Linked DNA regions of Homo sapiens: region 1 is linked to region 2. The links are chromatin contacts, found by Hi-C in ENCODE. All regions are on one chromosome and are shown on one strand. Each heading gives the region's core, a stretch centred on a gene start or an enhancer-like site at or near the end of the contact. The rest is flanking DNA. Distances are from core to core; before and after follow the strand shown. Region 1 holds the start of SLC38A2 (solute carrier family 38 member 2). Region 2 holds the start of LRRK2 (leucine rich repeat kinase 2).

Region 1 (3,120 bases), core at 214-2,713, 6.1 Mb after region 2:
AATCGGGTGCAGCTAGTAGCGCTGGGCTCCTTTTGTCCTTGGCGGTGGGTGCAGCGGCCCGCGAGTCGGCCTGCGAAAGTAGAGGCGGCGCGTCAGGACCGCAGCGCCAGCCCGCCGCGGTCACGTGACGCCGCCCGGAGGCGCAGCGCGGCTGATTCATCCCAGGCCAGGCGAGTGGAAAAGTACCAGCCGCGCGCGAGGGGCGGGGGCGCGCCGAGGGGCGGAAAAGTACAGACGGCGGAGCCGCGGGGAGAACAAAGATGATGCCACCGCTGTGTTGCGGCCGTCGAGGCCCCCTACTCCGGCAGATTTCAGTATTTCACCCTCTCTATTGTCCCTCGTCGGAGTGGAGGGGGCGAGGGGGGGTTCTGTTTTGCTTTTTCCCAGTCGCTCCAAACTTGCACAGGCACTCAGGGCACACATCCAGCCCCGACCCTGGCTCGTGTGCATGCAACCTAGGCGCACGGCTTTCCGTTTCTAGCATTTGGAACAGCAATGCTGCGTAATCTGTCCTTTACTGCCCGGAGTCCCCACACGGAGAAATGCCTCTGCCGCAGACAGCCTTCCCCAGGAGGCGGAAAGGGCCGACACTACTCCTCTCTCGAGGGGGGCGAACGCCCGGGCCCCGGGAGCTGGGGGTTTGTTTACACACGCGCGCCAGTGCCCTCAAGCACACCCGTCCACAGGCAGCTGGCCCGCGAGTGCTACGCCCGCCCAGCCCCTCCTATGTCCGGAAAGAAAACTGATGCAATATCGATCGTCGATTGTCAAATGTTCCCAACTCGTCTTCCCCAATCTTGGCCTCTCCTGTAATACATGCCCAAGCCCACCTCCGCCGCCCCCAGATTCCTGGCTCCCTGGACTTAATTTTTTTTTTTTATTAAATGCAAATCAGTCACAAGACTTGCCGCAGCAGAGCCGCTGGCCGGGCTAGCTCCCCTCCCCCTAATGGGAAGATGCGGCTCCGCACCGTGCAGGCACGCGGCCCCCGCCCAGCGCCCGCTCTCCTACCCACGTCGCGGGCGCGACACCCGCGCGGCGGGCCAGGGTGGAAGGCTGGCCAGCCCAACCGACAACGCCCGCCTCGAAAGGAAACGGACCCCGCGGCCGCCTTCCCGCGCGGCCCCTCCCGGAAGCCCCTCCCCCACTCTCGCCCGGGCCCCGCGCCCTTCCCACAGACGCCCCCCCGCACGCGTTACCTCGGTGGTCTCTATTCTCACGCAGACGTCTTCAGTGGGTTTCTCTCAGTCAAATACAAATCATAAAAAACAAACAAAAAATTTCCCCAAATCCAACAACAGGCAGGAAAAATAATTTTAATAAAAAAGGAAAAGACAAATTGCCGCCCCAATCCTCCGGCGTCCGCCGTGTCAAGGGAAAGGCGCGAGCGTGCGGTAACGCGTGGTCGGGCTGCTGCTAGCAGTACTGGAAAGGCGTTCTAAGGCGGCGGCGTCGCGCGGCTGTGGAGCAGCCCTGCGAGCGGCGGGTTATAGCGGCACCCCGGGGACGCGTCAGTGGGCGGGACCGCGGCCGCCCGGGCGCCTTCTCTTTGTGTATCAACACCACCTGGGCCCCGCCTCCGACCCGCCCAGACCTAGGCCCCGCCTCCCTGCCCCTCCCTCTGCGGCCCGCGCCCGCGGCCCAGCCCCGCCCGCAGGCGCCCCCAAGACTCTCCCGCAAAGCCCAAGCCCACTCTCTCCAGCTTTCTAGATAGTCTGGAAAGACCCCCAGATGCTTCCCCTGCCTATCCTTTTCAGCCAGGGTTGGTGCTCAACACATGCGGTTGTCTTTGAGGAGCCATCTCCTTAAAATTTTCTCCTGTCCGAGTCACCAGCAGTCCTTGCTTTCGGGGGACACATCAAGGCTTTTGGGGGACACCACCCTCCCACCAAACACTTTCTTGATTGTTATTTTTGTGATTTACAGTGAAGTTTTGTCTCACAAACTTGGGCCAAGGCAGCAAGGTTGTCCTGATGGTTTGTTGTTCTTTCTTTTCCACCTAGACCTGCTTTCACTCTTCAAAACTAGCCGGAGGTCGGCGAGCAGCTCCTTTTCGGGATGTGCTTTTTGTACGGCCATGGAAACTGGACTAGCGGAAAGGCTACCTTTTGGCCAGCAAGCCAGGCCCCTTAGAAAGAGGCCCCAGTGGGGAGCCCGGCGCTCCTAAGGCCGTTTGGGAGTCCCCAGTTTTCCACTCGCTGACACGTTGCTTCTCTTATCCCACCACCGCCGCCCCGGGCAAAGGCACTGCCTTGTCTGAATGCGGGTCTGAGGCGCTTTCTGCGGAGCCTGGTCCTTTCCCTTCAATGGTGATGTGTGTGGTCTTGCTGAGCCAGGCAACTAGGGGGACCCTTCGCTGTGGAAAAATTGGTGCTGCGGGAAAGGCAAGACTCACTCCCTTGCAGGAAACAAAGACCCCTTAGGAGAGAGAAATGTTCATGGAATGAATGAATAAACAAGTTTGACCTACTGCTCTCTTCCTTTTGGGGACTTGGGAGAAATTGGGCAGGGCATAGAGGAAAGGGCTGGGTGTGATCGCAGTTTTTGCTTTCAATGTTTTACTGAGGAAATCCGTACAACTGCCTATTTCCGCCGCACGTGAGGCTTCGGGTGCCCTCGCCTGCACCAGTGTTTATGATTGACAAGCGAGGTCCCGATTTCCCCCATCACACTCCTGTGTTCCCTACCCCAAACCTTCTACTCTGTTCAGGCCAGTCTTCCCTACCGCAAACCTTCTACTCTGTTCAGGCCAGTCTTAAATAATAGCCATTCTTGCTTTGGTGTCCAATCTCCTCTCATCCCCTTAAATGCCGCTGTCATGCAAGGCTTAGTCTTCGAGCCACAGGAAAGCGCCCCGCATGCCTTAATCCCTCCGTACTCAGCCCTCTTTTTGCAGGTACTATTTTCTAAAACAATATGGTGACGGACTTTTAAAAATCCGTGCTGTCATGCACTCAAAATCGTTCCAGACTATTTGTAGTATCATCTGCCCAAAGATTGTGAACTCCCCAAGGGCAGGTTTGGAATTTGACACACAATTAGGGCTGAAAAAACTATCTTCCTTCCACATACATTCCCCAATAAAATCAATCAACTCTTCTTGTCACAACAATCTTGGTA
Region 2 (2,932 bases), core at 196-2,695:
AGACCCAATATCCAGGTTGAGTAGGAGTTTGCTATCTTACTAATCTAATGTATTAACAAAGTCTAGAGCATTCTTATTAAAGTGGTAGAGCATGAAGAACCTTCTACCTGGAGTTAGGAGATTTGCTGGGTTGAAGTCCTGGCTCTCAACTTCCCACCTGTGTGACTCCAGCAAAGCTCTTCACTTCTCAATTCCAAATCTCAATTTCCTCACTAGTGAAAGAAGGATACATAGTAGTAGTTGTATCCATTTCAGAATTGTCATCAGGATTGAAGTAACAGATGTGAAAACAAAACTAAAATTGTGAAGTAGTAACTTCCAGTCCAATCCTCTTCTTTGTAAGTGATCTTGAGGACAGACACATCACCTGAAGGATAGATCATCTTTGCCTAGCCTTGTCTACAATGTTCTTGCTAGGTTTCTTTTCCTAAAAACACATTACTTAGGTACTTAACAGAACAAACAAACAAACAATCAAAAGACAAAACCAAAAAACTTTGGGGTTATAGACACCCATACTCATAAGTATTTCTGAATACCAAGAGAAGAGTATTTAGGTTTGCTTCTCTCAACTTTTCACCTTTCATTTCATGTACCCTGTCCTTTGTCTCAGCTCTAATAGCTCTGAGAGCTGATTACTTTTCGGGTGTCCCAAGTATCAGGATCCTGCCTAGTGCAACTCAAATTTCCAAAAGTTAATTTAGTGGCCTTTTGGTGACCAGAGCTTCAGATAACTCACAGGGAAACAATGTTTATTTCCTCTCCCACTAACAGTCACAAAAAATCATAAAAAAGAGTAGCGGGGGCAGTTTTGATGGCTAACCCCTCTTTCCATCCTTTGGGGGAAAATTGCTCATCTCCCTATAGGTGGAACTCTAAAGACAATGTATTCCTAAAAGGGGCCATCTGGGCGGTGTCCTCTTTTCCCAGCGCCCTGATTTCTATTCTTAGATCTGGAGATAGGCGGCTTTCATTTTTCCTGCTCCCAGTTCCCAGACCTTCCGTGGGGCCGCAGGATCCCCGGCTGGCGGGTCGCGGAGGGTGGCCGGCCGGGCTGCGCACTGCGCGCCTCCGCTGCGGGGCTCCGGGCCTGTGGACTCAGCGGAGTCCGCTGAGTCAGTTTCTTCCCGCGCGACTCCCGGCCGCGCCGCCGCTGCGGTGGAATCTGGTCCCAGGAGGCGGCGTCCGCCCGGGGTCCGGTCTAGGCGTGCGTGGGGGCCACGGTCACGGTCATCCCAGCCAGGCCCGGCTCCAGCAGCCCCACGGCCGCCGCCAGAGTTCTGCGCGGCCCGTCGCCTCGGCGGAGCCTCTGGCAGGCCCCTGAGCTCGTTTTTGGGGCCTGAGTGGGGGAGGAGGAAGCCGAGCAGGAGGGCTCCGGAGAGGGAGGGCAACGCGGGGCGGGGAGCTGCCTCCTTCCTCATAAACAGGCGGGCGTGGGCGCCGATGGGGCCCGCGGGGAGCGCTGGCTGCGGGCGGTGAGCTGAGCTCGCCCCCGGGGAGCTGTGGCCGGCGCCCCTGCCGGTTCCCTGAGCAGCGGACGTTCATGCTGGGAGGGCGGCGGGTTGGAAGCAGGTGCCACCATGGCTAGTGGCAGCTGTCAGGGGTGCGAAGAGGACGAGGAAACTCTGAAGAAGTTGATAGTCAGGCTGAACAATGTCCAGGAAGGAAAACAGATAGAAACGCTGGTCCAAATCCTGGAGGATCTGCTGGTGTTCACGTACTCCGAGCGCGGTAATCACTTGAAAATAAACTGTGCTTTTATTTTTGCAAACTTTCTCCCCCTCCTTACATTTGCAAATTTTGTCCTCCTCCCCTTGACCCTGCTCAAACCCGGACTCTTAAGGAGCCGCAAACTCCCATATCCTTTCCTTAGGGCAGAAAGCAGCTGAGAATTTCAGGAAGGTCTTCACCTTTTTGACTTTTCTCCCCGTTTCAGACTAAAAAGGAGAGGGGGTGCTGTGGATTGTGACTTTGCTTCTTTTCCCCACCCACTTGTTTTCCAGCCTCCAAGTTATTTCAAGGCAAAAATATCCATGTGCCTCTGTTGATCGTCTTGGACTCCTATATGAGAGTCGCGAGTGTGCAGCAGGTAAAGGCATTGTTTTCACTTCAACTCATTCTCCCTTCTGTTTGGAAGGAGACGTTTTACTGGCAATGTTAATATAGCCGAGAGTTCTTGGTTATTCCCAAAATTTGGCTTGAGGAACCTCTGACTGTGATTTTAAGATGGGAATATTGTTAAATCATTACGCAATGTAAACGGGATGAAGAGCCCCAGTATGTGTTCCCTGAGTGTCTTTAAGAAGTAACTTTATAAAACCAACAGTATGGATGGTGGTAGAAGGAGGATAAAAATGGGTTCGGTTTTAGTCTCGTTATTGGCAAGATGAATTCATTAGTGTTTAGACTTGACTATTCCAAGTATCTTCCCAATACAGAGCATGTCCTAGATGAGAAGATTATGAATAGTTTGGAAAAGGGGAATAATTAATAGTGATAAAATGCAACTTTGTCACTAGCAAACTCTTGTAGAGTTCAGCACTTTTTAAAATTCAAAGATTTCTAGCCTTTAGTTGTAGTATACCTTGTAGTATCTAAAGAAAGTGATGTCTTATGAGACCCTCATAGTTTGCAACTGTTGTCATATAAAATGCATGTAGAAGTGAAACTTTTACAATCTGTACCATAGGAAACCCAGAAATTTGCTATGTATCTTGGATTTTTTTTTAAAGGGGGCCTTAAAAATGGTAATTAAGAATGATTTACAGTCAAAACAAAATTATAGGCCAAGGTGATAACTTCCTTCGGAGCACTTAGAGATTTGGGGAACTGAAATCAGTTTTGTCATCTGCATGTTAACTCATGCAGAGAAAGAGAATTGGACTTTGAACTCCTTGGAGGTGCAGTCAGAAAGCCAATGTTTCTTAATGGT

The links. A loop is a pair of places that touch in the nucleus more often than their neighbours do. Pooled maps may share reads with other maps.
Region 1: a loop to region 2 is called in a pooled map, with 24 times the contacts of the local background. The contact joins the promoter of SLC38A2 here to the promoter of LRRK2 in region 2. A Hi-C loop is called at or near these places in 2 of 37 single-sample maps with no recorded cell type and 3 of 50 pooled maps.

The regions. Positions count from the first base shown.
Region 1 is chr12:46,371,310-46,374,429 of GRCh38, forward strand. It overlaps SLC38A2 (solute carrier family 38 member 2), which reads right to left and starts at 1,464. Exons shown (of 16, transcript NM_018976.5): 1 at 1,200-1,464; 2 at 1-70. SLC38A2-AS1 (SLC38A2 antisense RNA 1) reads left to right here and starts at 1,474. Exons shown (of 2, transcript NR_187299.1): 1 at 1,474-1,553; 2 at 2,004-2,469. RefSeq lists enhancers at 394-543, 624-953, 643-1,346, 1,204-1,283, 1,964-2,023 and silencers at 974-1,173, 1,374-1,713.
Region 2 is chr12:40,223,552-40,226,483 of GRCh38, forward strand. LRRK2 (leucine rich repeat kinase 2) reads left to right here and starts at 1,446. Exons shown (of 51, transcript NM_198578.4): 1 at 1,446-1,731; 2 at 2,004-2,089. The coding sequence starts at 1,581. LRRK2-DT (LRRK2 divergent transcript) reads right to left here and starts at 271. Exons shown (of 9, transcript NR_186757.1): 1 at 108-271. It overlaps LINC01779 (long intergenic non-protein coding RNA 1779), which reads right to left and starts at 1,352. Exons shown (of 1, transcript NR_186584.1): 1 at 1-1,352. RefSeq lists a silencer at 1,212-1,571 and an enhancer at 2,770-2,859.